2 separate regions of the Mus musculus genome follow, and region 2 is linked to region 1. The links are chromatin loops, found by intact Hi-C in ENCODE. Cell type or tissue: left cerebral cortex. All regions are shown on one strand. Each heading gives the region's core, and the rest is flanking DNA. Links, peaks and the distances in the headings are about the cores only. Region 1 overlaps Shank2 (SH3 and multiple ankyrin repeat domains 2). Region 2 overlaps Shank2 (SH3 and multiple ankyrin repeat domains 2).

Region 1 (15,588 bases), core at 3,159-11,158:
AAGGCTGGGCTTCTGGGGCCCATGAGGCTGCTGAAGGACTCTCTTGGTCCTCCTGAGAGGCTGGGGGTGGGTGGGTGGGTGGGTGGGAAGGTGTGATGCCCAGATTGGGGGAGGGGAAGGCGCATCACACAGGCATGGACCTGTACCCTGGGGGTGGAGAAGACTCTGCTCTTCTCTTTTTGGATGGATTGCTGTGGGCGGTCAGAGCCCGTGGCAGGTGGGCAAGCTAGCCAGGGAAGGATGCCTCCTGCACAGGTAACTGCCACATGGCTGACCTCCACCTGCCTCAGGCAGACGCCTCTTCTAGAGCAAGCTGATGCCATTTTGCTGTAGTTTGGAAGGGAAGCCCCAGACTAGGGGCCAGCGTGGGGCACTGCTTTGAGATGTATCCCAGAGCCTCCCACTCCCAGGCCACAGGGTGTGGGGTGCTGCCAGCTTAGTTGACAGTAGAGGGGACCTTCTTTTCTCCTTGCCTTTGCAAAGTCACCTTAGAGGTGAGTTGGCAGACACCTGCCACCCTTAGAGCTGAAACCCATCCCCAGCACAGGCCAGCTTCCGGGTGCCTCAAACTTGGGCTGGGCCATTCTGAGTATCAGACACCAGGAGCTTTGAGAGTCAGCACTCTGTGACTAAACTGAAGCCCAAGCTGCAGGGTCTCCCCAGGATTGGGAGAAAGAGGTGGGGGGGGGAGGGAGGGAGAGCAGCTCATTTGGAGCAGTACTGTAGATGGAAAATTAAAAACATGCCTGCAGGAAGCCTAGATGTTTTCTGAGGAAGGCAGAATGTTAAAGAGCATCGTTGTCTAGCAACCAAGTGCCCCCAGGAAAATGCTTGTTTCATGCTTATTTCCAAGCTGGGGAAGGTTCTTCATACAAGCCTGTGTACAACACACACACATACACACACACACACACACTGTGGAAAGGGATCCCAGAACACTCACCTTTTGCCCCTCGGAGCACAAATCCAAAGCCCTCGTTGTCCTTCTTTTGCAGGACCACCGTCTTGTCCTCAATAATGCAGTCACTGTAGAGAGAATTCCGGGGATAGCGACCATTATTGTAACCGGTCATCATCACGGTGGCTGCTCCACCGCCGGGGACGCTCATCATCACAGCCAATTAATCACCCAGCTCAGATCCAGGCAGCATGGAGGAGCCTGGGCAGCAGCTCGGTGCAGGAGGAGCTGGGGGTGGGGGGGTAGCAGGATGGGCGAGCGGGGCACAGTGGGATGTGGAGGGGGGCGGCGGGCGCGGGAGCCAGCCAGGGGAAGGAGTCATGGATGCTGGAGGGGCTGCCCAGGCCGCTGGGGGAGCAGGGGGCCCAGCTCAAGGGACCCGGGGGCCGGCCAGGACACCGCCGCCCAGAGCAAAGAAAGTAAGTGGCCCGGGTGGTGGCGGCGGCGGCAGAGGCAGCAGCGTGGTGAAGGAGGTCCCCAGGCCTGTCTCGGCCAGACGCATCTTCCAGGGAAGCAGAAGAAATCAGCCGGAGGAATAACCAAGACAGCTGCTTTGCTATTTCTTGAAGGGGCTTAAAGAGGAGATCGGGTTCTCTCCGTTTGTTCTGTGCACGAGCCAGCAGCAGGCACTGGGGATGCAGAGACCTGTGCTTTGCAGCCAGCGCCCCCTCCCTCCCTCTCCCCCGTCCTAGGGAATGTAGTGTGCAGCAGGAGCCCCCACAGTCATCTGATGAGCCCACAGTGCGACCGGCGCGGCTGCCTGGGCGTCATCCCGCGCAGAGCAGAGGAGCCGCAGGCTGGGCTGGTGGCCGGCGGGAGGGGGAGCCGCCAGCTCTGTGTCTCTCCCCGCCATGGAGGCCAACGCTGAGGGGTGAGGGAGTGAGGGGCTCAGGCCATTTCAGTCCTACCAGAGCCAAGGAGGGCAGCGGCTCCCTCCTGAGGAAGATGCCTTGCTGAGGACAGCGAGGGCAGCAGCATCCCCACTGCAAGGAAGACCAAGAACCACCGGGCTCACCTCTTTGTATAGCATTTCCATTTTTAAAGGAAACAGACTAAAAAGCCCCAACTTTGCTGTTCCGGCCAAAGCTGCCTGTCACCAACATTAACAGAACTCTGACTGTCCACCTAGAGGTGCGCACAGGGGACACAGGATGAAAAGATGCTGCCTAATAAATTGAGAGCCACCAACTCTGGCCCTTGTCGGCCGTTTTTTGGTGGCTGCTCTGGGGCAGGAGACAGTGCTGTCTGTATCCCAGATTCAGCCATTGCCCCCGCCCCCCGGAAGTAAGTCAGAAGGCAGGAAGTCTGGGGGTTGAGGGCTGGAGAAGGAGGGAGAGGGCTTTCTTCTGTAGAGTCCCAGTAGGAGGACACAGGACATGGTGGGCAGAAATCACAACAGGAGTAGCTGAGCCCCAGACACTGAAGAAGAGGGCTGTGGATAGAACATGGGTTGGGAGTGAAGAACAGTGACGGCTCTGAGTCCCAGAGTGGTGCCAGTCAGTTCTCTAGGGCTTTGGGTCTACAGGAGGCATGGGACTTAGGTAGGGTCTGGCCTGCAGATAGCAGTCAACTAGAACAGGGCACCCTGGAGCTGTAGGAGCAGGAAAGCCCCTTCTAACCAGTCTAGCAGGCCTGGCCAACCTTTTGTCACTGTGACATTATGTTGACATTCTCAATTACAAAGTTCACACAATGAAGTTACAAGAAAAAAAAAATATGGCAAAACAATCTTACAATGTTTGAGTAAGTATAAAATTTTGGGTTGGCCCTATTCAAAGCTGCCTTGGGGTGCATGTGGCCAGTGGTCTGCTGGTTAGACACACCTGGAAACAGGTGAGGACAGAGTGGTGGCTTTTCAAGGTTCCCAATGGGCAAGCAAGACTGATAGTGTCGAGTTCACAGAAGTCACTCAACAGTTACCCATCACCGGGTTATCCTAATAATGTCCCAGGGAGAATCTGTGTTCTGGGAATTTGCTATGGGGGGAGGTAACAGAGGCTGGGCAGTGACATAATCTGCAAACACAGTGGTCTAGGTAGGATGACTAGTCACAGAAGTCTGAGAAGGTGGCTGAGAAGCTCACCTAAAACCTTGCTCTGTCTACTGACATATCCTGCCAGCCTCCTGGATCCTGCTATGTGAGACCCTTTCTACTCAGTTCTCAAAGCCCCCTGTGCCAGCAGATCCCACAGGGGTGATGAGAGCCTATGGGTGAGTCATTGGGCTGGCCTGTAGGAAGTGACAGACCCTTTGGTCCGCTGCGTCCCATATTGACAGGCTGTAAGGACAGCTCACAGTCACTTGGGGCTGCTGTGGTTGGATGCCATTATACCCATGATAGTGTGGTTTAGTGACAAGGCTCCAGGGAACCCCTTTCAAGTGTGGTCAGTAACTGGAGAGGCTCTGGCTAGCAGCCAGGACCTCCATCACATTAATGGTTCGAAGGAGAGCTAGGGTAGGGAGGGACTTGTTGCTGTGGATTCGGGCACTTTACAAGACACTGGGTGAAGCAAGTTTATGCCAGACCCTTCAATCTTTGAACTTTCGTGCCCACCCTAGGTATCTGGAATATAGACTCAGGTCCCTTATTGGACACCCTTTTCCTTTCTCCTCCAACTTTCACATAGGAAGCTACCTGTCTCAGCCCCAGTGCTCCCTCAGTGGTTAAACAGTAGAAATCCTGTGGCTTCTTTATGTCCCTTCTTAGCCACAAGGGTTTCTCTGAGACCTTGGTGCTCAGTCCAGCCCAGCCCAGCCCAGCCCAGCCCAGCCCAGCCCAGCCCAGCACCCCATTCTCTCTGTGTGCTTTAGTGGCTGAGGGATGGTGCCCCAACATGAGAGTCTAATGTCTGCATGATCCTCTGGACACAGGTGAGCAACAGCTCCCACTTTGGCCTCAGCTCAGGGAAGAAGCCACAGAGGCCTTCTGGAATGTATTCCATCAGTCAGCAGAACCTGACTGATGAACCAGACACTTCCTCAAACCAGTCACAGGAACCTCCTCAGGCCAGCTATGCTAACTGGACACTGGCTGCCTCCTTCTGACTGCTTGTAAGGGACAGGGGTGTCACTGAGCAGGGGTTCAAAGTGAAGTGTGATGCTGAGCCCAAGGTCACCCTAACCTCTTAAGCCTCAGATCTTGCCCTATACACTGAGAATCACAACTGCAGGCATGATCATGGGGTGAGGCATGGAAGGGGGGAACAGAAGGACCCTATACTCTCAGGACAACCCCTAGTGGGCAGTCAACTCTAACACACAGGAATTATTTTCAGTTAAAGAGCTACTATTAGAGGCAATGACTGTATTACTCACCTCTTCCACAGCCCCGTGCCCGAGGCTTCTCCCAGATTCTGATCTTCCAAGACCTTCCTAACAGCTTTCTGCTGTGACAGCCCTGTGTGTGTAGACAGGCCTCCTCTCCCCAAACCCCTCCCATTCCTAGAAGATGTTTTCTAGTTCTTCTCTATGATGTTTTTCAGGGGCCAAGCCCCACCATGTGCCCGCCACCCTTAACCACCAACAAGCCTTGGGCCTAAACCCCAAATTCAGACATTCACCAGTCTGAAGTGAGTGGGTAAAGACTTAGGCGTGGAAACTGAGTTTCCACTGATAAGACATATCACTGTGGGCAGACCCAGTGCCAGAAACACGGCCCTCAAGCTTCTGTGCACACTCTTGTGCTTTACCCAGAAGCAAATGCCCCCTTCTCCTCAAGGGGCTTGATCTCCTGAGAGACAGTGAGTTGTTGTTACAGATCACCCTGAATGCCCAGGGGCTGGCAGAACCTGAGGCAGGGGTGCAATACATGGCAGAGGGGAGGTGGGTTGGAGATGCTGCAGATGACTGCAGAGGGGAGGTCTCTCTTGGACTCTCTCTCAGTAGCCTTTTCCTCTTGTTGACCTGACCCTGGGTGAGACCAGTTCAGCCTTACTGGCTGCCCTGGCACTTCACCATAAGTAGACCTAACGCTGCCTAAGTCCCTGGTAGCCTCTGCCTGGCTTCCCAGCAGATATACCCTGATTCGACCCGAAGGCCATTGTTTACATTTCACTGGGACACATCTGAAGCTCCCATAGTCCGCACACTGCTGCTGGGCGAGCCCATTCAGGCTTCTTCTGGAGACCTGTTGCCTTACCCATAACTGACCGTGCACATAAAGCATTCAGTGTGGGTATCCTGGAAGCAAAACCCCCAATATTCCCTGTTCTAAAAAAAACCTCCCAGTGTTCATTGACTGTACACAAATACAAGCCAGCACATGTTCCTCAGATGTGTTTCCTGCACAGGGAAGAAGAGTTCCCAGCATACCTCAAATGGACCCTCCTATGACAATATCTACCTGCAGCAGATGTGTGTGTGTGTGGAGGAGAGGGATACAGATATGCTAAGTACAGCTGTGTACGTCATGCACAGTACAAGTCAGAGAAGTACAAGTCCCATACTTCGTATCTGTGATTGCCATGGAAGATGGAAGAGCTGTTTCTACAGGAAGCACGTTGACTTCTGGGAACTACATGCAGAAGGCAGCCATGTTTGTTCCCATCCCCCAATCTATCTTGCGTTAACTGATCAAGTACATGTGGAGTATTGTGGGGACTTGAAGTCTGCCACAGAGTGGGTCCTAGGACCTTACCCCTGTGACTTGCCTTCTGGTGCCAAGCCACAGTGGCATTTGCTTATGTTTTACTTTTTGAAGATAAGGTTTCACTGTGTAGCCTAGGCTGGCCTTGAACTCTTGGTGATCCCCCCCTCCCAGCTTCTGCTTTCAGGCTCCTAAGTTGCTGGAATTACATATGTGAGCCATCACACCCGGTGTAGCACTTTTCCTGTTGCTGTGACAAAACACCTGACAGAAGCAACTTAAGGGAGGAAGGGTTCCCTTGGCTCACAGCTTAAGGGCACAGTCCATCATGCTGGGGAAAGCACGGTGGCAGGAACACAAGGTCACTCACATCGCACTCATAGCCAGAAGGCAGAGAGAGGTGAACGCTGGTGCTCGGTTCACTTTCTCTTTATTCAGTCTGGGACCCAGCAGGGTTGACACACAAGTGGCTGGAATTCCTACATAGTCCTACCATGAAAGTCAGCTCCTCTTCCTTGCACAACTCTCCTTGGTGTCAGCACAAGTAGCCTAGTCTTGCTCCCTGGAGGCTATGACTGATGTCTTGGGTGGTGGGAGTGGCCTGTGGGTGTGACTGAGGACACATAATCTATGGCTCTCTGGATTGGGGTTCATTCTACAAGAAGTCACTACATTCTACAAGGTAGATACTAAAGCCAGGCTGATTCCATATAATAGCTGGCTGTTGCACAGACCCAGACAACAGGGAACCCCTGTATAGCTAGGCCTACAGAAAGGGATGTCATAGACCCTACTGAGGATGGACTTTGATCAGCTGAGACCAGGCAGGTGTGTTGGCCACCATCAAGAGGTGACAGGGTGTTATCCACAGTCTTGAAGACAAGGGGGGACCCCCCCAGGTTTTGGCTTTAACTCTCAAGCCTATTTGCAAGCTGGGAAATAATAAATTCAGCGCCTCTCAAGTCCTCAGGGCTTAAGCAGCAACACAGAAGCCAGCCTGCCATTTGATTAAGTGTCTCTGGAATCTCACCTGGGGTCAACTCCATTTCTTGTTAAATCTGGTATCTGTAAACATCATTCCTTCAGGTGTGAAAAATCACTTGTAAGTTGGATTTTTCTCACCTCGGGAGAATCCTCCAGTGCTATTCATTGCTAAGTGTGTGAGGGCGCAGCCAGGCAGTGGCCACAGTGACTCAAATGAATGGGTTCAAGGGAAAATTTTTAGACAACTCCAATGGGCCAAAAGGTATGCTGAGTAAGGGCCATGGGCACACTGGGAAAATCCACTGGTGGTGGGGAGGTGGTACCTGCTCCCTGTCCAGAGGCGGCGGAAACCCAAGATTATCTCTGCAAAGCATTTCCAGTGCTGGGAGCAGAAGGCTGAAATCGGCAACCCCACTGTTCTTGTGACTGTATCTTGGTGGCCTGTCCACACAGGAGCTAGAGCACTATTAGAAAGACGTGTCTCCAGGGAGCAGCAGCGACAGTGGATGCCCTAGACATTTCTGGACTCTGCCAATCAGAAAGGATGGGGCCATGCAGGATGCTGTCAGCTCCTCCATGGAGGGGGTGGGTAGAGAGGTGCTGGGGCACAGGCCAAGTCTTAACAGGTGTTCCAGCTCAGCCGGCAGAGATGCCAGCCAGGCCCTCTTGCTGCTGGTGTGGGCAGTCAGCCCAGCTCATGGAGGGTAAGCTGGCTGTAGGTTGGCAGAGAGGACCTATCTATGGGTGGGCAAAGGCAGAATAGCCTGGTTCACGGGAAGGCTTGGAAACCTGCTGGTAGACAGGAGGGGTCCCTCATTATTTGTCACTTGCCACCAAAGTGGGGGTCCTCTTGGCTTTAACCACGCATGATAACATCTTCTAACATCCTGCTTCCTGATTGGAGCATTCATAAGGCTCTCTTGCTTCTGGGCTAATAAGTCTCACGCTGGGTGCCACCTTTCAGCGATAGTCAAGCAAGGATGTTACTGGGAGACAGAATTGTGTCACCTGCGGGAAGGGATAGACACAGTCATGGACTGCACTCCTCCTGGCTCCTGGAAGCCACTCTTTCTTGGGATGAATGGAGGTGTCACTGTGTCACCCTTATCTGTGGAAACTGCACACCCCCTCCTTAGATACAGAAGTGATTTCTCAGATGGGCAATTATGCAAAAGCCTTGCCTGCGTTTATTACGGCCATTTCCCCTCCTCGTTGCTAACGTGATAAGCAATACAACTTCTTCCCGATGGAAACAATCATGAGCAGAGAACTTGATTCGAATTAAATCACCTCATTACCTTGCAATAAGTCACCCACGAGTATTGCCTGAGCACCATCCGGTGCTACCTGCCAAAGCATACTCAAGACAATGGCCCCAGAAGTACCTTGCCTAGGTGACAAGCTATGATCACTGTTCCCAACTAAAATGAGGAAAACCATGCACAGAGTAGGGTCTGGGTCCCTGTATCCTGAACTCACACAGGGTCCTTAAGAGAGTCATCTTGCTTGCTTGCCATGTTGGTCTTGGCCAAAACCTTGACATACTCAGGCTGGTGAGGAAAAGATCATTTGAGAGGGACCAGGCACATAGCAGGGCTGGAAACCTATGAGCTTAGGAGAAAGCCCTGTGCTTCAGAGCCTGTTGCATTCTGGGAATGCAATGCCCAAATGTAGATACTGCCATGTGTACCCCACCCTCGTGTGGGCATTAGCAAGACAGGCTTGGGTGATCTGCCTGCAGCAAGCAACAGGACATAGCTCTCTGTTAGACACAAGATGTTCCCACGGAGCAGGCAGATGAAGGTCAGGGGCCCATGAGGGAGGGGCAGCAGCCTCTCTCCTGGAGCTTGCAGAAGCCTAAGCATCCTGCCTGAGGCCTCCCTCCTTGGCTAGAAGGGGAATTGCTTAGCCCAGCATGGCGGCTCATAGCGCTCTGGGAGAAGCTGATTCAAGAAAACAACAGAAGAAAAGGGTCTAAGTACCAAGGAAAACAGAAAACATTTGGGCACCATTCTCTAGGAACTGTCATGAAGGCCTTCCACCCTGACTCTGGAACTAACATGGTTCTGGAGACCAAGACAGAGAAAAAACTGACATGTTCTCAGGACTCAGAATCCTCCAAGACCGGATGCTGGGTCTCCCCTTACTTTTCTCTTCATTGTACATATATATTGTATATGTATGCATGCATATACACATAAACATATATTTTAAAAATCCCTTAAGTCAGACTGTTTCTCCCATTTAAAATATTCCTTCTGCAGAGTCTCATCATTTTGGGAATAAAATCTATACTCCTCACTATAGCTAAGACCCTTTGTAATGCCTCTCCCAACTCCCCATGCTCCAGCCTGACTGCTGTCTCCTCTTCTGGGCATAGATACCCTTCATGAACTATAGTGTCTTTGCACAGCCCATGTTCTCTGCACAAAGCTGCCATGGTCTTCAGGAGCCATGTTGTTGTCACTGTGTAGGTCCCTCAGTGACTTGTGTGTTTGGTGGGTACCAGCTCTGGCAGGGCTGGGTAGCTAGTTATGGGGAGAATACTCCCACACACACACACACACACACATGGCCATCCACTGGCCTCTAGGATCTCAGCAGTTACTGGTTCCCAGTTCCTGGGTGACATCCTTGTGTAGCCCATGAGGCATGGGTAACCCTCTGGCTTTGTTCTGCTGGGACATGAGACTTATTTTTAGAATCAGGAGTATCTCCTTCCTAGGCCACTCCTACAGGAGTTCAACCTGGGTTCCACTGAAAATCCTGTTCCCCTTGGCTCCTGATTCTGTGGCCTGGTGACTTGTGTGCTTGGGCTGCTCTGGAATCCCAGCCTCCATTCGGTGTGGAATATTCTCTAGAATATCACAGGGCAATCCAGCTGCCTGGCATTTTGCTACAGGCATAGGCAGGGGCTGTTTGTGCCTTTCCTTCTAACTGCTAATTAGAATGACAGGCTAGGCCTGGCCCATCTGTTTGTCTCAAAGCTAGCCCAACAGGCTGAGAAACAGGCATTGGCTCTTTTAATGTGGCTAGCCCACTCTGGTCGTCTGTGGGATGGGGAAGACATCCTAGCTTTAAACTATTAAAATTAGTGAGATGGTTCAACAGGTAAAGGCACCTGCCACTGAGCCTGACAATTTGAGTATGATCCCTAAAACACACATGTGAAAGGAGAGAATGGACTCCTGCAAGTTGTCCTCTGACCTCAAGAATGTCATGGAGCAGAGACTCCTATTCACAAATAAATAAAACAAGTGCCAATTAAAAAAAAGTGTGAATGTCTGTTGGGACCTCAGATTCTGGTGAGGAGGCTTCACTGGGCTTTCCTGCCCTGGATACCATCAGAAGCCCAGGCTGAGGCCCAAACTACAAGACCAGGTCACAGCTGACCCCATACCTGCCTGCTGCTGCTTGGGAGCACCACAGGATAAGGTCACCAGGTACTCCTCCATAAGGGTGCTCTGATGTGTGAACATGGTAGTGTGTGTTTGCCTGAGTGGGGACAGGGATGCCTCTGGCACACGTAGGCTGCCTGGCGTAGACCACAGGCCTGCACAGCTACGCTATACTGAGTATGGGTATGTCTCAACACTGAACTTTGAAAAGAACTCCACAGTCACAGTGCCATCTGATGGGGCAACAGGAAGCATTTGTGGTACACTGTGGATGGAATTCCTGTAGCGTGCGACTATTTTGCCTCTCCAACAGGTGTTGATGCTCAGAGAGAGGAAACTGTCACCACAGTGCTGCTTACAGAAGAAGTTACAAGTCCTAGAGGCCTCTTTCTCTCTTTTTTTACAAACAGGGTCCCATTCAACTGACATTGGCTTCAAACTCACTATGTAGCCAAGGAAAGCCTTGAACTCCTGACCCTCCTACCTTCACTTCCATAGTGATAAGATCATAGACATGCACCTTCACACATGTATTTTGAGGCACTGGGGATTGGCCTAGAGCTTCCTGCACGTCGGGCAAGCATTTACCCACTGAGACACACTCCTGACTATTTAGGATTTTTTTCTCTTTAAACACAGGGCCTAATATAGCCTAGGGTGGCCTCAAATTTACTGTATGGGGAGGCTGGCTTTGAACTCCTCACCTCCACCTCTCCAGAGCCACCTCCACACCCAGGCAGAGGGAGTGCTTTAAAATTTCCATATTCCAGGCCAGCAGCTGACAAGTTTTCCTATAAAGACCTAGAATCAACAGTCCAGGCTCTGAGGGAGCCTTGCTTGTTAGGTGTGACACTAGCAGCCCTGCCAACCTGAGAAAGCTTGGGCTCTGCTCTGCTCCAATAAAACTTTATTGACAGATATGAAGTGGGCCTCAGGCTGGGTTCTCTCAGGACATGTCTTCAGTAACCTTACAGGACTTAGAATGGACACAAATAACATGCCTATGTGGTTCATCACTGCCTATAGCAGAAGCTAAGAAAAGAATTAATTTTCCTCAGTAGCTGTGACACTGCCCGGTACAGGTGTGCCTGGCTTAATATACCACAGAGTGCTGTGGAAAAACCAGGTCACCCGTGACCTGCCCTAGAAAGGTTTGGAGGCCGAGACGGAGAACCCTTTGCACAAAGCGAAGCGCGCCCTCTCGCCCCCTAACTTGGCTCACAGTTGAGGTCTGCCTGGACTCAGCCTCCCTGAGCAATAATTATCAAGTGGTAATTAATATGTCAATTATCATAATGACTGTGTACACGGGCTGTGAGTGCTCTCAGCGTAACTGACTGAACCTTCTGTTTCCCTGAGACGCCTTCCGCTTTTGGTTTTATTTGAGACAGGATCTTATCATGTGGCCCAATCTGGCCTGGAACTCACTATATAGCTCAGGCTGGCCATGCACTTACTATAATCCTCCTGCCTCAGCTTTCTAAGGTACTGACTCATGTATAGATGAGGGAAACAAAGGCATGTACGGAGAGGTGGAGAACTTTGCACAAGAGAACAAATCCAGAGAAGGAGACCAGCTGCCCAGGGGCAGGGGGCAGGAGACAGTTCTGTGACCTATGATGCTGCCCAGTTAGGGGGCCCTGACTGCTCACAGCTCCTACCCCAGGATGACAGGGATGGGAGTCTCCTTGGAGGCAGAGGAGGCTCCAGCAGCTCTGGGAAGTGGCTGAGCTGCCAGATAGCACCTACAATACTCCGACAGCCTGCCAGTAGATTACACCCCAAGCCAAACAGAAAATCTCCAAAGAAGGCAGCAGTTCCACTTCATGGGGTGTTCAATGAAAAGAAGGATGGGGTTCCCACATAGAAACAAGTACATAGCAGACATCAAGCATGACAGATGCACCCAGGGGTGCAAAGCCAGTCCTCTACCATCAAGCTATATTCCCAGCCCAGAGTACTTTCCCTGATTGCTAACTCTAGCTGCTCAACTCCTATTCATCCCTCAAAGCCCATTTGAAATAGTCATCATATCTAGGAGGCTCTTTTGCTGTGCCCTTAGTGATGAAGCCAAACCTCATCTCATTTCCCCTCACATCCAGATTCCAGCAGTCTCTGTTCCACCCCCTGGTTTATTTCCCACAACAGACTCTAGAAAACCTACATTCTTGCTTCCCAGTCTCCCCTGCAGTTCCCAGTCACACCAGGGACAGCTGTGCCATAGAACATGGCTTTAGCCAACGAGAGTAGAGTAGAAATCTACCAGAGCCTCTGGGAATTATTCAACGACTCAGTATGCTGGAGAAGCATGGCCTTCCTCAACATCCCTGCAAAGGATGCACTGTGGAGATATAACCAGAGTGCTAGCTGCAACTCTGTAACCATGAAGAAAAAGCCAAGAGATTGGAGAGTTGCAATTGACCTATGGGACAAATACTGGTTCTGGCCTCTTCAGGCCTGCCACCAAGGTCGCAGTCTCTGCCAAATGCTTCCTAGAGGACACTGGCTGGAAACAAGGAGGTAGAGCAAAGTCCTATGTTGTGCTTAGCTCTCCAGGGAACATCTGGCCACAGTGCCTGCTCTTGCATGGGCTTAGTTCAAGAGGCAGTGAGCTAAGGACACACACTTTTCCTTGGCTTAGTTGCTCTGGAGTTTTGCGAGTTCTCAGAGTGGTCCAGGTTTCTGGGGCATTCCAGCTAGGCTGATATAATGGCTTGCATATAGATGGTTGAGGACAAGGCCAACCAGAGTGATGACATCTTCAGGAAGCTAATGTCAGGAAAGAATGATAGACATATGAGACCTAAGCCATAATGTGGACAGGGAAAGCAAGGTGGGGCCTGGGCCTGGGTCTGACTGCTGCTAGTTGTATGCTGCTTCCATCCTGTCATGCAGAACTCCAACCAATGGTTGCTCAGCCACATCTCAGGGCACATATCATGCCCTGAGAAACCTCCAAGACTCAGCCTGTCCTGCCAGTTGCCAGCTTCCTCCTCTGTGTCCAGTGCATAGCCAGTATTAGTCCTTGCTATCACCCAGCAATCTGAGGGCTTGTTGGGCACCAACTCTGGTTAGCTACCTGCTTCTCAGACATTTACGCACTCAAGTAAAATTCCACATCGCTCCTGACTTCTGATGTCACTTATGGTCATGACTTGGAGACCAGACATGTGGCCCTACAAGGTGACAATGAGCCTAGCTTCCTGAGTGGCCTCTGTCTAAGGAAGGTCATTGTTTGTGGGACATGTACCTTGTTAAGGCTGTTAAACCACACAGACAGTATGAGGCTCCTGCAGCTGCTGTGACAAACAATGGTAACTCCAATCAGCAGAAGTCTGTGATGACAAAACTCAAGCCTGAGAGTCAGTTCTAGGTGAGGGTCCATTGCCCTTCCCCAGCTTCTTGTGGCTCTAGATATTACTAGGGCCACAGCTGCATCTCCCTACTTCCTGCCTCTGTGGTCACAGGGTCTCCTCTAGCTCTGTCCTCTTAGGAGGAGACATGAAATGGCATCTATACATTTCCTGGGTACCCCAAGATGATCCTTTATTGCAATAGCCTTAATGTACAAGTCAAATGTAATAGCCAAATCTGCCAAGTCCTCCTTTGACTTAAAAGTTGACAGAATTTTGAAATGGACATCTTTGAAGGCCACTCAGCTGACCATATGTGCCCAGTCATGTGGTATAGAGCTATGTACCTAGTACATGCATTACAAAGTCTTAGTATTTGTATGTTTGTGTGTTTGCCTGCTTCTCTGGATGTGTACCATGTATATGCAAGTGCTTCTGGAGACCATAAGAGGGGTCAGATCCCCTGGAAATAAGGTCTAGGCACTGAGAGCCACCTGATGAGAGTGGGGCAGGGATTGAACCTGGATCCTCTGCAAGAACAGCAAGTGCTCTTTTGAGTCACCTCTCTTTTCTAGTAAATGAATTTTTGGATGGGTGGATGAATGGATAGATGGGTGGATGGACAGAGGACGATTGAGTGGGTTGATGGATGAGAAGGGTGGCTAAGGCTCTCTGCTGGCTGTTCTCTTTTCACACATGTGACCCCTCCTCTAGGGCTGTCATTACTGCATTAACCTAGCCACTCACTGCACTTGAAAAGGGGGAAATGCCCTCAGAACCACAAACCAACAATATTTAAGGCTTTGCTGAGGGAAGCTTGCCCTGCGTATCACTCTCCTCATACCAGGACAGCACAAGCCACACTGATGGGAAGGGGGCCCTATGTCCACCAGTCACCACAGAGGGGTGGAGACAGAGGACTAAGCAGGATGCATGAATGCCCCACCTAGCCTCCCAGTGCTCTGAGGTCCCAGCCTGTCCCTGTCATTCCTGTGACCTTTCTATCCCATACCTCCTCATCTTCATCCAAGGAATGAAGGGCCTGTGCATCTGCCTCTACCCTGGCACTAAGGAGAGATGAGCAAGCCCCCAAGTTCTGCAGCGGATGGGTGGGAACTGGTGTAGAAAGATGCAGCCAAAGCCTGAGGTCACTTCTGCCCACAACCTTTCCCAGTCCCTGACAGACAACTGACTTCAGTCCTAGCCATGCTATCTGCCAGTGCCAGAGGGAGCCACACTCCTGAGCCCTTCCAAGGGGGCATGCTCCAAGCCTTCCTATCAACTGTCCTCTCCCCTGTCCCAGGTCCCTCCTAGCCCTGCCCTCCCCTGGCTTTTGGCCTTTTTGTTTATCACTGACTCCTACTCTTCTACAAGCATTACAGTTCTGTGGGGCCAGGAACAGGCCAGGGAACCTGAGGCACAAGAGTGCCATCTGCTATGCCAGGCTTCTGGCCACCATGCCAGCCTCAGCCTTGACCTTGGTTAGCAGAGTCAGGTTTTAATCAGCATGTGTCCTGAAGAGCTAAGTGCTGCTGACTGGCTGGCGGCTGCCAAGGATCATGGACAGGCTGGCCACCTAGCCCAAACTCACCATGAGGAAATCTCAGAGACAGCAGCAGGCTTTCATGGCTGAGCCCTCCTGCAGACCTGACCATGTTGTGCTGCTTTCTAACTCTGGCAATGAATCAGGGTGCCCGGTGTTGCCTTTGAGGGAATGGAAGCAGGAGAGCTGTGTGGGGCTGGGTCAGCTGAACTTCCTCTGATGGCATAAACTCTTTCTGTGGTGTGATGCTTGGCACTGGGTACCTCGTCTTCTACTCGGGGCCACACTGTCCCTTGCTCTCCTTATAGGATTTATTGAGAGCCAACAGTGTGCACAGTTCTGCCTATAAAGAAGCCTCAGAATGATGCCCCACCTGAGCATCTTTCCACATCCGGAGTCATCAATCTACCTTCCCACTTAACCACTAATCAGTGCATCCATCTATCCATCAATCCACCTAGCCATCCATCTATCCATCCATCCATCCATCCATCCATCCATCCACCCATCCATCCATCCATCCATCCATCCACCCATCTACCTGTCCATCCATCCATCCATCCATCCATCCATCCATCCACCCACCCATCCATCCATCCATCCACCCACCCACCCATCCATCCATCCACCCATCCATCCACCCATCCACCCATCCACCCATCCATCCATCCATCCATCCATCCATCCATCCATCTATCCATCCACCCATCCATCCACCCATCCATCTATCCATCCACCCATCCACCCATCCATCCACCCATCTACCT
Region 2 (15,588 bases), core at 3,495-11,494, 50 kb after region 1:
AGGGGAGAAAAGTATTTGCTCAGTTTATACTTCCAGGTCACAGGCCATCACCAAGGGAGGGGGGGGGGTCAAGGTGAGAACTCAAGCAAGCAATCACATCCACAGTCAAAGCAGAGAGATAGGTATGCAGCTTGACTTTTTCATTTGTACATAGTTCAGGACACCTTCCTAAGGAATGGAGCTACCCATAGTGGGCTAGGTTAATTAGTCAAGACAATCTCTCAGAGATGCCCAGAGACCAGCCTGATCTAGACAATTCCTCAAGTGATAGGTTGTGGCAAGTTGACAAAAACTAACTGGCTCAGGCTATTTATCACAAAGGTGGACATGTCCCAGGAGTGTCTATCTGACTGACTGTCTTTATTCTGTCTGTTTTTCCTTCACACTCAGATAGACACTTCTAGGAACAGCAAAGAGCTCGATGTTCATGGCCACATATATTTGAACTCCTGCTCTGGGGTTGGTTGTTTATGGGACCTGAGGGTAATTATTGGAGTTGTTGGCCCCCAGGACTCCTCCATCAGCAACAAAGTAGGGACGAGGAAAAGGCTACTCCCCAGAGTTTGGGAGGACAACCAGCTAGGGTGTGTGAAAGGCACAATGAGCTTGCTGAGCTGGGCAAGGCACACATATGCTGGGAACAGAACAGCTGAACTCCACCCATCCATCACGCCTACAATATAGGCGGACTCAGAGAGCTCCTGAGGAGGGTGGCTGGCAAAGGTATGAGCAGTTGGTGTCTCTAATCGCTCAGACACAGATAGGACAGCATGTGCCAAGAAGTGTGTGGATGGATGCTCCTTCTCCTTCTCCCTCTCCCTCCTTCTCCCTCTCCCTCTTCTTCTCCCTCTCTCTCCTCTCCCTCTCCATTTCCCTCCCTCCCCCTCTCTCAAACAAAGTGCATAAATAGATGCATACTCTTGCAAATGCCAAGATACACACACTCACATGAATGTATTTGTAGACACACCCATGTACACACACTCGGGCAATGTGCATACACACAGATTCTTACAAATGCAATGATATGCACCCCCACATGAACCTGTACACACACACACACACACACACACACATGCCCAGTCAGGAATGGATGAGAGGGTGTGATTTAGAACTTCTCTGGAGAAATGTCTTAGACTTATTGTTTTCCTCTCCCAGCACTGGGGGAAGGGGGACTGTCCTTACATATTTGCCAACCCAGCCAAGGCTTCAGCTCATCTGGGTCCCCCTGTTCCTCATCTGCACCCCTAGTCACCTGGGTCTCTTTCCATGGTGAAGATGCGCCCTAGCTCACCCGGTTCTTCCTTCCTTGTATCCTGCTAGCTCAGTTCACATTCTGTCTCTTGTGGAGTGCACGCACAGTGTGAAGGTGTGTGGTGTAGGGTTCCAACAGCTAGATGGCAGTGTGTACGCTGTGGCTTCTCTGGCTACCCAGCAGGGGATGACCCCTGGCTGGTATCCAGCATACAGGGGCCTCTTGGCCTGGTGGACAATAAAAGCCAGGCCACTTTGTGCCCAGCAGAACTCACCCTGACTAAGCAGTCAGTGCTGCCACTGCCTGCATTAGGAATGGATGCTTCCCTCAGGTCTGGAACCAGTTAAACAGCAAAGACGAGGACCCAGGAGGTAAGTGGCAAGCTTGTGTCCACATCATGAGGCAGAGGGGGATGTGAGAGATGATGAGATAAGAGAGAATTTCCCAAGTTTCAGAATCCAGAAGGCAAGTGCATATCAAGACGTCACTGCTGGACTGATAGGAGGCTCAGTCAATAAAGCCCCTGCGCTTGCACACGGATAGGAGTTTGATCCCTAGATAAAAAAGAGCCAGGCACGGTGGCTCATGCTGGGTCTGTGGAAACAGGGGGCTCCCTGGTGCTGGCTGGGCAAACAATCCATACTACTTGGAATGTTCCAGGCCAAATGAGAGACACTGTCTCAAGAAAGAAACAGAAACACGGACAGCACCAGAGGAACATTTGAGTATGAACTTGGCTTCTATGTGCATGTGCATACACCTACACACACACAACCCTAGACACACATGTACACACACATGCCTATATACCACACACATACAACCCTACACACACCTACACACACATACACACCTACACATCACATACACACTTACAAACTACATACACACACATACCTACACACATCCATACACCTATACACCTACATACACACATACACATATACAACACCTACACACCTACACACATACCCATACAACTACACACCTATACACACGCTTACACACCTACATATACATCCATACCCCTACACACCTACACACACATACATACACCTACACACACCTTAAAACACACAAACATACACACCTATATACCACACACACATACACACACACACTTCAATGCAGAAGTATAGAAACAGCTATAAGGCTATGCACCATCCTTCATACAAAGACGAAGCTAAGAGCCAAGTGTGATGGCTCATGCCTGTCATCCCAGCACTGTAAAAGCAGAGGCCAGAGTTCAAGAGTTCAAGACCAGCTTTGGTTACCTAGCACGTTCAAGGTTAACCCAGGTTACATGAGCCTCTTCTGGAATACAGTGATACCACATCTCTCCTAGTTCAGCAGAGCTCGCTCTGAGACTTAGTGTGGATGTGTTTCCTCATACATAGTTATGTGATTAGGCAACTGTAACAGGCAAAGATAAGTCAGGCAGCGAGTACTCGCTGGGGTGATTTCCTTCGCTGTGTTTCCGGAAGCTGCATGAGTAAATGTTGCCCTATGATATTCATAAATGCCACTGACACCCAGAGCCAGCAACCTTAACCTATCAGCAGTGGCTGTGTGTCACGCTTCCATGAGTCAGCTGGAAATACTTGGGGACTCCTAAATGCTGAGTGTGGCAGCCAGATTCACCGACTCACCTGGGAGATCAGGGTTGGAATCCACACAGATTCCGGGCTTGCCAGAGAGATAGCTCGGGGGGGGGGGGGGGGAATCAGCCTGTGTCACACAGAAACTGCAAAGCCCAGAGTGCCATTAAGTTCATTTTGGAACAACTATGACAGTGAGCATTGTCCACACCTGCCTCACACCACCAGAGGCCACTGTCTGAAGAAGACATTAAAGCAAGATAATTAACACACAGTTGTCCCCATATCTGCAGGGACCCAGGACTCCGAAATAAACAGATGGCATAGTATTGGCACAATCCTACTGCCTCAGTCTCCCGAGTGCTAGGACTACAGGTGTGTACTACTGAGCCCAGTTAAAAGAATATTCTTCACTCTTGATTGGCTGAGTCCATCAATGTGGAATTTGGGGTTCTAGGGTGGTGGTGGCTGGAGATGTGGCAAGTGGTCATGACAACAGCAGGGTTGGACCTATTTCTCCCCCTCAGTCCTTGTGGTTCACCAGTGCACAAGGGAGGACACACCAAATGTAGGGAGTAAGGAGGGTGCTGGAGAGAACAGTGGTCCTTGAGCCTCAGAAACTGTCCTTCCTCACAAACACCCAGAACAGCAAGGATGACCCTTCTCCTCACAGGACAGTCCTTGGTTCAGTGACAATTCTTGAGTGGCCATACTTGCCTGTGGTGTGTGACATCACTCACAGGTGACAGTACCTGGAACTGTGAGTTAAAATCACTTAAGTTGTTTGTGCCCAACAGCCAGAGAAGTAACACACTCTTCAGGAGTTCCCACCCTTAGCCACCACTGTGCCTTTGTAGGTGAGAAGCCACCTCTCCCTGCTCTGCCTCCCATGTTGGGAACAGGCAAGGCCAGTGACCATGTGCAAATATGTTAGCGGCCCAGGCTGCCACTGAGGACAGGTGGCCTCCCAAGGTCCTGTGCTAGGTAGGTAGTAACACAAACTCCGCCTTCCTGGAGTCTGGGGGCTGAGTGCTATTCTAGGTCCCATGTGCACGCATTATGCATGCACTGAAGAACACCACTGTGCATTAAGGCCAAGGAAGTAGAGGGGCTTTGTGACTGTTGCAGGCTGGAATTTCCCATGCATATTCATGGCTCAGCAGAAGTCTTTCTCCTGTTTACTGCCCCCATGCTACAAATGCTTTAAATGAAGGATAATGAACCAAGCAGCCTATGCCAGGGCAGGGCAGGGCAGGGCAGGGGCAGGCAGGTGTTCAGGCCTGCATCTCCCTTACCCTGTTTTATGATCTCCATGGAGACAGAGCAGAGCTTTGGGAAACAACAGGCTTTAGCGGAGCCCAGCCAATGCCCAGTTCTCGAATCTGTTTATGGAAAACAGGATAGGGTCCTGTCTCTCCATCAGAAGCAGGACCCTTACAGGAGCTTCATTTGGGTTGAGTGGGACAAATCATGCTCTGATCTGTTACAGATCACAGGATAGTAAATGCCACTGCCAATCAGCAGGAAACTGAGAAGCATCTTCAGCCAATGGCAGGACCCCAACCACCCCAGACAAGAGCCCAGCAATACTCCGGACAGAACTCATGCCTAACCAGGAAAGTGAGTGGTGACGACCCCAGAAGAACAACACACTGCCCATCCAGCCATGGCATGGCCTCTCAGGACAGAAGCACTAGGATGGGGTCCTGCTCTGCATTTGCAAAACACCAGTCCTTGGTCCTTCTCACTACACACACTGGCTACATGTGTTGCTCCTGAAGGAGCACCTGTCTCCAGAGACAAGGGACAAGGGGCTCTGGGTAGAGGAGGTTGGTAAGAAGCCCTGCACTCTCTGGGTGGGATGAGAATCCCTAATTACACCCATTGGGTCACAGGCAACAAAAGGTGAGCCTTAAATGTATCATTTGGAAAAAGGAGCCAGGCATAAAGGCTGCACAGTGATGGACTCACTGTGACCCCTGCAAGACACACACAGCCTTGGAGACAGGAAGCAGATGAGTGACAACCAGACGGCTGGGCAGAGGATGGACAGATGGCATGGATCTCCTTCTGATAATGCCAAGAGGTTGTGAAACTAAGCAGTAGTGAAGACAGTGACTGGGTGTGCAGGGTGCCACTCCCCTGTGCATGTCAGCAGGCTAATCCTGCTGCTATTAGAACTATATCTCAGAACAGCAAAGCGGCTCTGAGCCTGCTGCTCCTGTGTGGCCACAGGCCCCAGCTGATCAGTGTTCTCCACATTTTGGTCTCCTTGTCCCAACAGGTGCCCACCCAAGATAGACCTGAACAGCTGATGTCCACAGAGGCTCCTGGGAGGAATAGGTTCATGCTAGCTTTCATTTGATAACGCAAAGGATCCCTGGATTGGGGTAGAATGGGCCCCCAAAGCGCTATACACACAATGGGACAGTATGAATCCGTTCAGCAAACACTCCCCCCCCCTCGCCAAGGCCTCTGCTGTCATGCCTTTTTGTCCCTATGCATGTGCCTTTTCAGTGATGTTCCCTGACATGGTGACCTCTGTCCCCACAGACATAACACGAATGGGTCTCATGTAGCCCTTGTCCCCATAAGGCTGTCTGTCCCCTTGCCAGCCTTTGGACTCACTGTTCTTACTGCCTGGATACTTAATCCCCGTATCCACCTGGATCCTTTCACTCCCTTTGGGTCTTTGCCTGTGCCATGTATAGGCCCTCCCCTCCCCAGAAGCAGCTTCATGCTCCCAGCATTGACCTGTGCCCCTAGGTGTCATCTGGCTCCCTATTGTGTTTCTAGGTACACTGTCTGGCAGTTTTTGCTGAATGAGTGACTCCAGAGCTGTCTGCATGTCAGACACCACCAAAAGAGAGATGACTAAGCTAGGAGGAGGGCAAGAGGGGGTAGACAGATACACAGAGAAGTTCATCACAACTGAGTGGGTTCATCTGTGATGGGAGATGTGAGGCTCTCCAGTTCTGGGAACAGGGAGCATAGGAGCTTTGCTGGAAGCCTGAGATGCAGGCTAACATAGTGGGGTCTTGTAGGATGAGTAGGAGTTTAGCATGTGGAGAAGAAAGGCCCAAAGATGGAATTGTCACAACAGTGGCAATACATACTAATAATTAGTGTGAGGTGTTTCGTCCCTTTCTACCATCATCAATACAGTTTTATTGGTATAGAAAGCCCCATTCCCTGGTGTGTCCTCTGCTCAGAGGAAGCAGCTGTGAGTGCATACGGCTACAAAGGCTGAAGCAGCCATGCTCTCTGCCCTGTAAGGATGAGGTCTGGTCTGGGCAGCTCTAGCCTAGGAGACAGTAGAAGCTGGACAGGTGAAGTGGGGCTGAGCCCATCTAAGAGTGTTGGAACAGAAGGGCATGGAGCATGTGGGAGAGAGGTAAGGAGAAAGAACTGGGTAGGTGTAGGACTCAGCTGCCACAAAGGTAAGTGTGTCTGTCTGTGTGTGTGTGTGTGTGTGTGTGTGTGTGTGTGTGTGTGTGCATGCACGTGTTCAGAGAAACCTTGAAGTGGAGTGAGTCCTTGGGAGAGGGTGGCTCCCCCAAACCTCCAGCCCTGGAGGTAACTCAGTGCCTTTGCTGGACCCAGCACAGTAGGCTGCATCACAGGCTGGGGACCTCATGGTAGGGCTCAGTTCAGGAGCAGGCAGAAAGAAGAGGGAGATATGCTAGTAAAAGTTGGATTAGCTGGTTGGGGTAGGGGTGGAGGTCAGGTGGATGGAACATGGGAATGGGGGGATGGGAGGGTAGGACACTGAGATCAAGGGGTGGAGTCTTTGCTGCTGTGTCTGCCACATGAGAAGGGGCAGCCTTGGAATCTGATACTTCCAAGCAGTTGTCAGAAACCCCAAATCCTTACGTTACAAGAGAAGCCAGAGTATGTGGGTGGAGGGGAGCACCTGCCCAGGGAACAGGAGGGGCAGTCTGGAGCTACTTGCCCAGCCCAGCATGGGGTGAGACACAGATGGGCTTCACCCACATGGCACAGAGCAGGCCTTCTACTATGTCCTTGCTGAGGTGGGTGGACTGGGAATGACACAGGCATGGTCCTCCTCTGGCTGTCACCTCCCTCCTGCCCACAGAGGATGCTCTACCCAGGACTTAGGGGAATGATGGCCTATAGTTGGGGCCCTGGAGATGTGCAGAGGCCCTCCCTAGGCCCAAGGGGAAGGAAGAACTCAATAAGAATGGAGATGTGGCTGTGCACTGGTGGCGGGTGTATTTTGAGCATCACAGAGAATGAGGTAGGGGGTTGGGCAGTCTGTGTTGCCCTGGAGATGGCTGCAGGCCATGGCACATCTGTGCTCAGCTAGAGGCTGGGGAGATGGCTCAGTCAGTAATGTGCTTGACCTCTAAGCATAAGAACCCAAGTTTGATACTCAGAACCCACATTAAAATGCCAGGTGTGGTGGCATGTGCTTATTGTCCAGGGTTGTGCTGGAGCAGAGACAAGAGAATCCGAGGCTTACAAGTCAGCCAAGCCTAACAGGTGAGCCCCAGGCCTGGGAGACACCTTGGTGGATGACATTCCTGAAGATGGAACCCAAGGTTGAACGCTGATCTCCACGGGTTCATGTGTACACATATCTGATCCAGATCATGGTCACGAGTGTGAGCAGCAATGCACATGGTGGCTGTGGAGGCGGGAAGCCCATGAGATGACTAGGCTCTCAGTGCTCTGGATCAGTGACAGGATGCACAGTCACTGCATGAGCCTCTGGGTGACAGCACTGCCAGACAGAAGGCAAAGACGCATCCTATGGTCACAAGAGAGGTTCAAAGCCCCATCTGGGCCATAGGAAGGGATATAGCAGGGCCAAATTGATACATAAATGACTGGCTGTGTGAGGACCCTGGGCAAGGAGGGCAGAGTGCTACCGTGGTGCCTCCTCCAGGAAGGGCAGCATGCAGTTCCACACAGAAGCTTCAGAGTTAGTGTCTGCTCTAATTCATGGGTCAGTCAAAACCAGAAACTCCTACAGTTTCAGCATAGCCATGGAGCTGCAGGGAATGGCTGCTTCTGGACTCCAGTCTTCTGCAGGGGTGGTGCACCTGTCCCTCCAGGAGGCAAGACTCCAGCCACACCCTCGACAGAGGGAGAAGCTGGGTGATAACAAAAGTGCACGATGCTGTTTCAAGGCTTCCGGCCATGTCCGGGGTCATGCAGATGTTGGGGGCTGGAAGTCTGTTCCTTGCTCATCACCCTAAAGGGCCCCTAAGATTCTACAGTGAGGACAAGAGTGCTAAAGGCCTGAGAGGAGCATGCCAAAGGTCACTGAAGTCCCTCAGACTAACATAAAGGTACTGTGTGACCTGGCAGACCACAAGGGTGGTGCAGTAGGACTCAGCCACCCAGTCCTGAGCATCAGGGAGCTGAGCATTTCCAGGCTAGAGGAAGTTGGTGACAGACACAACCTCAGTGTGTGAAGGACACCAGAAAAACAAGGATTTGCCAAATGTCCCAAGCACAGCCATGCTTTGTCACTTCAGAGCAGCTCTCATTCAGGGAAGGGACCCTGGGCTCAGGTAGCAAACCTGCACTAGGTGGGAAACAGTAAGAGGGATAGAGTGGCAGCTCAACCCTCTGCTGGTGGAGATTCTGGGAAATCACATGGTGGCAGGACTTGTGTCTGACTCTCCCTGTTTTCTGCATCTAGAACGGTGCCTGGCATACTGTTGGTACTCAATACATGCTGAGTGAAGGGTACAGCACAGGCACCTCTGAATCACAGCCCACACTCCTGTAAATAACACTAAATACCTTGCACCAGGTTCCCATGATGACCCAAAGAAAGGTCCCAGGGACTCATGCAGTAGCTGCTCACTGAACCCCAGCTCATTCTCCCTCATTCTGCAGTGCCACAGTGGACTTTAACTTCATGAAAGGATTTCCCACTTTGCCTCAAGTCCCTGCCACCTAGTGCTCCTTTCTATGTCTCCTTCATTCTGCTGTAAACAAAAGTGCGACCGCCCCATCCCCTATGGCAATGGCGTCAGAGGAGCAGGGATGGAAGCATCCCTCTCCTCCTCCTCGCCCCCACCCTCAGTTGTTAGGCTCCAGTGAGCAGCATCAGCCCTGGTTTATTTTTAATCACACGATTACCCTGGGTCTTTGTCACTGAAACAGTTTAATTGGGAGCTGCATCCTCCTACGGCAGGGTGGTGGGGGCAAACTGCAGCCAGCATACCCAGCGGCAGAGTGCCAAGGAACAGGGCCTTGGGCTGGACCCTTCCAGATTGAGCTCTGGCATCTAAAGCCAGCCTGGTCTCCAGAGAAAGATGGGGAATGCTATGGCACCCGGGAAAGCTGCCCCTTAAGGAGCTTTAGATGTAGTCAAGTTCATCCACTCCTGTGGATCACGGAGACAGATGGCAACTGAGACCATTTTGAGGGACATGAAAGGGAAGGAATGAAAGTTACCATTATCTATCCACTCATACATCTATCCACCCATCCATGGATCATAGATCTATGTACCCATGCAAAACATCTACCCATCTATCTATGCACTCCTCCATCCATCCACCCATCTGCCCATTTACCATCCATCCATCCATCCATCCATCCATCCATCCATCCATCCATCCAAACATCTACCCAGATGCCCATCCATCTATCTAGCCATCTACTATGCATCCATCTACTTGTCACTGCATCTACCCACCCACCCTCCATCCATCCATCTACCCATCCATCCATCCAATCCACCCATCCACAAACCCACTTACCCACTTTGCCATCACTCTGCCCATCTTTCATCAATCCACTCATTCATCCACACATCCATCTTGTAACCATATACTATCCATCCATCCACCCATCTATTCATATTCTATAGACTTATCCATCCATTCACTCACCTACTCATGCATCTATCCATTCACACATCCAGTCCACCCACCCAGCCATGCATGAATACATCCACCCATTCATTCATCCAGCCAGCCAGCCACATATCCACTCATATGTCTATACACCATCCATGCACCCATCCTTTCATCAATTCATTCATCCATCTACCTATCCATTTATGCATGCATCCATTCATCTGTCTACACATCTATCCATCTACTCATCACCCACTTCCTCGCTCATCCACCCATCTACCCACTCACACATCTATCCATTCATTTATTCTCTAGTCCATTCCTTCATCTATCTATCCATCCATTTGTTGCACCTTGCTACTAAGGTTGTAGTCTACCATGTCTGGACAGCTTTTCTAAGTTGGCACAAAATCAAGGACTCCTTTTTCTTAGCAGGGCTTCCTCTTCTCTGCCTGGTCTGGGGAGTCTAACTCCCAGTCTTCAACTTGAAAAATGTCATGTAATCCTTGGTGAAATTACAGGTCTAAGTTCCTAGAATGCTTCTCCATGCAAATGAGATATCCCCAAAACCTTAAACCTCAGCCAGTAAAACTTCACCCTAAAAAGAGCCCCTTTCCAAGGTTCATATATATATATATATATATATATATATATATATATATCCCTTGATTCACCCTGAATAAAGTGTATGTGAATACCGTCTGAGAGAGCTGTTTATTGAATGTCACCTAAAAGAGCTGTAACACTGAAATCGTTGGAGAAGAGTTCCCCCACCACCCACTACCTGTTATGGACTTTACTTCATCCTTTCCCTCCAGGCACGTATCCACACCCCAAGGGAAGAAGTAGACCACAGAAGTTGGCTCTACTTCATCCTTCCCCACATGGTGGGTGTGCAGCAGCACCTCCACTCCACTCCAAGGGAAGAAACAAAAAAATAAAAAATAAAAAAATGGAACCACATCCATTCATTTATTTATTCTTTAATCCATCCATCCATCCATCCATCCATCCATCCATCCATCCATCCTAGATATTCCTCCATAGTGCACTGTAAGCCTCTCTCCACCATTAGGCTCATTCAAGTTCTGTTACCTACTTCATCTGTCCCATCCCATTCACCCACCCATCTTCTCAGTCCATGTGTCCATCTATGTATCCATCTAGGCCATTTCTCTCATCCATCCATCCATCCATCCATCCATTCACCTATCCCATTCATTCCACACACTCATCCATCTATCCACTTGTTCCATTTATCTATCTATCCATCCCATCCATCCACACACCCATCTATCCCTCTGTTCCTAGTTACACATCCATCCTCTCTTTCATCCCTCCATCTATCTCATTCATCTATCCATTTAATTATTTATCTAATCCATCTATTCATCTCTTTCCACGTATCCACACATCTACCCACCAACTCTTCATTGTACATCCATCTGTTTAACATTAAGCCCCTCCCTTTCCAGGAGATGCCTCCCCACTGTTACCATTTGTCCAGATGCTTTCTAAATCCCCCTGCAATGTTGTTTGTTGGCTTGTCCCTTGCCAGATTTCTAATGTTTTCTCTGTCTCACCCATCATTGTGACCTCAGCACTCTTGGGAGGTCAGAGACTAAGAGAACCGTGTGTGTGTGTGTGTGTGTGTGTGTGTGTGTGTGTGTGTGTGTGTTTGTGTGTGTTAGGCCCTACTGCCTGTGAATTCTCAGTAAGTGGCCATCATAAGAGCCACTTGGTTGTCCTGAGGAGACACACTGACAAAGATAGAACAAGGAGCAGAAAGCAAAGAGGCTCCATCTTGAGGATTCCTCCCTTGGCTTCAGGATGTGTGTGGACTTTGAGGGTAGGTACCGCAAAAGTTCAGGAGGACTGTGTTAGTGCACATTGTCCTGGGTTCCTCCTTGCCCTGCTGCACCTTGCTGAGTCTCTACTTTCTTGTCTGTAGTGTGTGAGCATGGCAACTACCTCAATAGGAAATTGTGCTAGCAGTGGCCATCTGTCCACCGGGCAGCTACAGGTTCTTACAGCCTTCCACTGGAGGCTGCTGCCTGCCCCTGTACCACATCCTTTTGGTAGCCAGGAAACCAGATAGTCTGCAGTACTCTGTGTAGCACACAACTCGTTCCCTTCCCCTGGAGAGCTCCAATGCACTCTTCAGAACTGAGGCAGTCAAACTCCAGGCTCTGTCCTCCCCTCCCTCTTCCCCTCCCTCCCTCCCTGTGCTTTTCACCATCTAGTCTTAAAGTCTGAAGATGAAAAGCAGAAAGTAAAAAAAGCTGAGCATTCTCCCCTCTGCTTCCTGATCTGAGATGTGAACACTGAGGTGTGAACAAGCAGCCTCATGCTCCCACTGTCACGGAGCTGTGCACGGCCACCATGCCTTCCCTGTCTCAGTGGTCTATATACTTTCAAACATGAGCTGGAATAACTCTCCCTTCCTTGAGTCACTCCTTGGCAGGTCAAGTATTTGTTCATAGTGACAAGGAAAGTATCCATTACATGGGCACAAGGGTGCAGTGTGTCATCCCTTGTCCTTCAGGTATCATCACAGATCCTGGCCCACCCTGCCTAGTTACCCTACTCCCTGTCACCACGCCATGCTAGCTCAGGAATGCATCTCTACAGCATCTTCCTTTTATCTGGACTGAGCTGTAGCAATAGCCCCAGTTGCTCTCTCTGAACCCAGGGAACCTTGCCAAGCCCCAGTCCACATGCCTGCACGGTCCTCTGCCTATTGAAAGCTGCTCAACTATAGCCTAGACCCTCATCCCACACCCACCCTTTCCTTATGCCTGTGTTGCTTCAGCAGGACCACAGAGGAAGAAGGGTCAAGAGCAAACTAAACCCAGGGTTACCCTGTCATGAATGAACAGAATCTTCAGTCTGAGGTCTCAAGGCTCTCTTGCTGTCCCCCAAACCCATGTGTAGACAAGGAGGCAAACTGGGCAGGGCTTGTCCATAAACACAGTGGGAACCCATCATACACATGCAAGAGTGCGGCGCCCCGAGTCCCCATGTAGAAACACAGGACGCAGTCTGACTCCTGTGAACCCTCCCTCCTGTGCTCTGCTCTGGAAGCCTGGGGCTCTGACATGGTGCTTCCATTTTGCAGGGCCCTCATGGGGTTACATGAGGGTCTGCTGAGGGATGCCTTCATGGTTCTTGCCTCCGTTAGTATATTCATGTGTAGTACCATCTTCATCCTCAGACGCTTCCCACGGGATCACGTGTGAGAAAAGGTCTCTCAACAGGCATGAGGAAGTGAAGTATCATGATGTGAGGTCACTTAGGATTAAGCAGGTTGACTAACGACAATAGCAAGTGTCCTCCTAGGAGGGCAAGAGGGGCTCATACACAGAAAGTAATGTCAGATGAGCATCAAAGCTGGAGGCAGGGGAATGCAGCCACTTGGACCTTCCAGGAGCTAAGAGGCAGAAAGAACCACTCAAGGGGGTGTGGGCTTTTCACAGCTCTGGCCCTCAGGATATGGGGTCAAAATCTATGCCATCGGGGCCCTTCCCCTTATCCACAGTCATTTGCTTCACCAGTCCCTGGAGACTACTGTGTCATCCAAGGATTAGAGAACAGATCAGTGACAGAAGGCACTTGAAAACTCAGGGCTCACCCTATCCATGAGCCCACACTTCTGGCTACCACACTGTCCAGGAAAGATGCCTACACCAGTTGGGGGGCCTCTCCACAGTCCACCCTCCTGTATCCCTTGCCCTGTACTCCCAAGGGTGCCTCCTTCTCTGGCCAATCCTTTCTCTTCCACAGCATCAGAGACCCAGCCTTAACCTTGCCACCTTTCATCCTCCTGTTCTCCCTACTCTGAGCTGAGCACTCACCTCCTTCACTACATGGGCTCCTGGTTGCATCTTCCAGGCTCTAGAGCAGGGTCCCTACCCACAGCTGACCACAGCTGGACCTGCCCTGAGTCTGGCTTTCTCCATGCAGAAGCTCAACTATTCTATAGCCATATCATGAAACCCTAGCAAGTAACACATTTGCATGCTATTTTAAATCACCTTCCCAAGAGCCTTTTACAGAATTCTAATGTCCACAGATCCATGTCCTTCATCTGTTTTACAGCTGAGCAGAGGAAGGCTAGGGGATGAGCTCAAGGTCACACACAGCCCAAGGTCAGCAGTAGAGGGGGCTTTGACCTTGGAACCCCCTGCTTTGCTCTCCTGAAGAGTCTGTAACAGCCCCTGACTTAGAGCTCTGAATTCACAATGACGAAAACCAGTTTGAATTTATAAAATTCCACTTCAGATACCAGACCAGTGACACACGGTGACATGTGAGATGGTTCAGCACCGTCCAGCTGCAATTTTCCTCTGTCTATAGTTTCCTGGCTGCAGGAGGCTCCTTGGTGTGAAGTGATCCTTTTCTTTGCTTTGTCTGGTACCTGACTTTCGCTGAGGGTCAACAGAGTGCAGCCAGTCCCCTCTCCATGCTCCTGGGCAGTAGGTCACAGTAAGAGAAGAGATGGCTGCAGGATGCTTTCAGGTTGGCTTATCCTCCTAACTAGCTGCCCACACAGCTGATTCCCTGTGAATAACTCCAAGAAATACAACAACAATCATGTCAACTCAGAGAACACTAGGTTCCATGGAAGACATCTTCAAAGCCTGGGAGTTGTGGCCATAGGCTCAGGCTAAGCCACAAGGACATGTGCCAAATCCTTTCCAGGGCTTTCTTGAATTAGAACAGCTGGTAACAAGCAGCCATTTCCCAAGAGTTGGAGCATAAGCCCAGAGCCCAGAAGGAACCCACCCTGTGCCCATCCATGCATGGCTCTCCATGGGGCGCCTCTTCCCAGAAGGTTGCCATAATTGCATTTGCTCTGCCAACCTCTCATTCTTCCCGACACCCTGCCAGCCTGAGGTGGACCTTAGACACGCAGCCCCAAAGCACTATGCCTGGAGAAGTAGATGCCAATAGCCATTGGAGGTGGATGTAGAATGGGAGGGAGATGAGGCAGGACCATTATGAGGATCCTGAGTAGAAGTAGCTTGGTGTCACCTTACCCAGCCACTCCATCTCTTGGTTAGAAAAAGAGAGTTTGTCTGAGGTTTACACAAAGGAGAAAGACCCTAGCTCTTGGTGCCCAACTTCTAGCTTTGAGATGCTCTTTTGGTCCCCAGAACTTCAAGTTGCTCCCAGGATCCCCATCAGCAGACCCAGCCACATTTAGAGGAGGGACAGAATAGCTGTATATAGTATGTTCATACCACATACATTCCCCCATGAGATGCTACAATGGTAAGGCCACAAGCACAGCAAGTTCCCAGGGGTGAGAGTCTCTGAACCTGGGGTCTGAGCTAGTCAGCTGTCAACTTGACACAACTTGAATCATCTGAGAAAGAAATCTCCATCGAGGAGACTGGAACAGATTAACCTTAGGCATATCTATGGGGGATTGTCTTGACTGTTAATTAACACAGCCCATTGTGGATGGCATCATTCCTTAGGAGGAGCCTTCAGAACTGTCTAAGAGTATAGAAGGTTAGCTCAGAGAACCAAGAAAGCAAGGTTTTATTTTCTCTGCTTTTGACTGTGGACATGATGCAACAGGCTACTTGAGTTCCTGCCTGACTTATCCACAATCATGACCTGTAAGTAAAAACACCCTTTCCTCCCCAATGTTGGTTTTTTAAAAGATTTATTTTATGTATATGAGTACACTGTAGCTGTCTTCAGACACACCAGAAAAGTGCATCAGATCTCCATTACAGATGGTTGTGAGCCACCATGTGTTTGCTGGGAATTGAACTCAGGACCTCTGGAATAGGAGTCAGTGCTCTTAACCACTGAGCCATCTCTCCAGCCCCCCAATGTTGTTAATAATAATTATGATAATTAATTATGACCACAGAAGTGA

Evidence for each region. Hi-C counts contacts between places; a loop is a spot of excess contacts. Peaks named below come from ENCODE experiments on the same cell type or tissue, not always from the same donor. Only the 100,000 strongest peaks of a DNase experiment are listed, where the experiment ranks them.
Region 2: it touches region 1 in a loop (5-fold over the local background); 2 of 42 quality-filtered maps call a loop at or near these places.

What each region holds. Positions count from the first base shown.
Region 1 is chr7:144,270,493-144,286,080 of GRCm38, reverse strand. It overlaps Shank2 (SH3 and multiple ankyrin repeat domains 2), which reads right to left. Exons shown (of 16, transcript NM_001113373.3): 6 at 944-1,026. Among named protein-coding and RNA genes, the nearest start is that of Shank2, 100 kb to the right of the region's middle. In left cerebral cortex, for the core only: no CTCF peak of the experiment used is centred there; a DNase peak (open chromatin) is centred at 7,206.
Region 2 is chr7:144,220,822-144,236,409 of GRCm38, reverse strand. All of the region lies in intron 4 of Shank2 (SH3 and multiple ankyrin repeat domains 2), which reads right to left. Among named protein-coding and RNA genes, the nearest start is that of Shank2, 53 kb to the right of the region's middle. In left cerebral cortex, for the core only: no CTCF peak of the experiment used is centred there; DNase peaks (open chromatin) are centred at 6,821 and 7,513.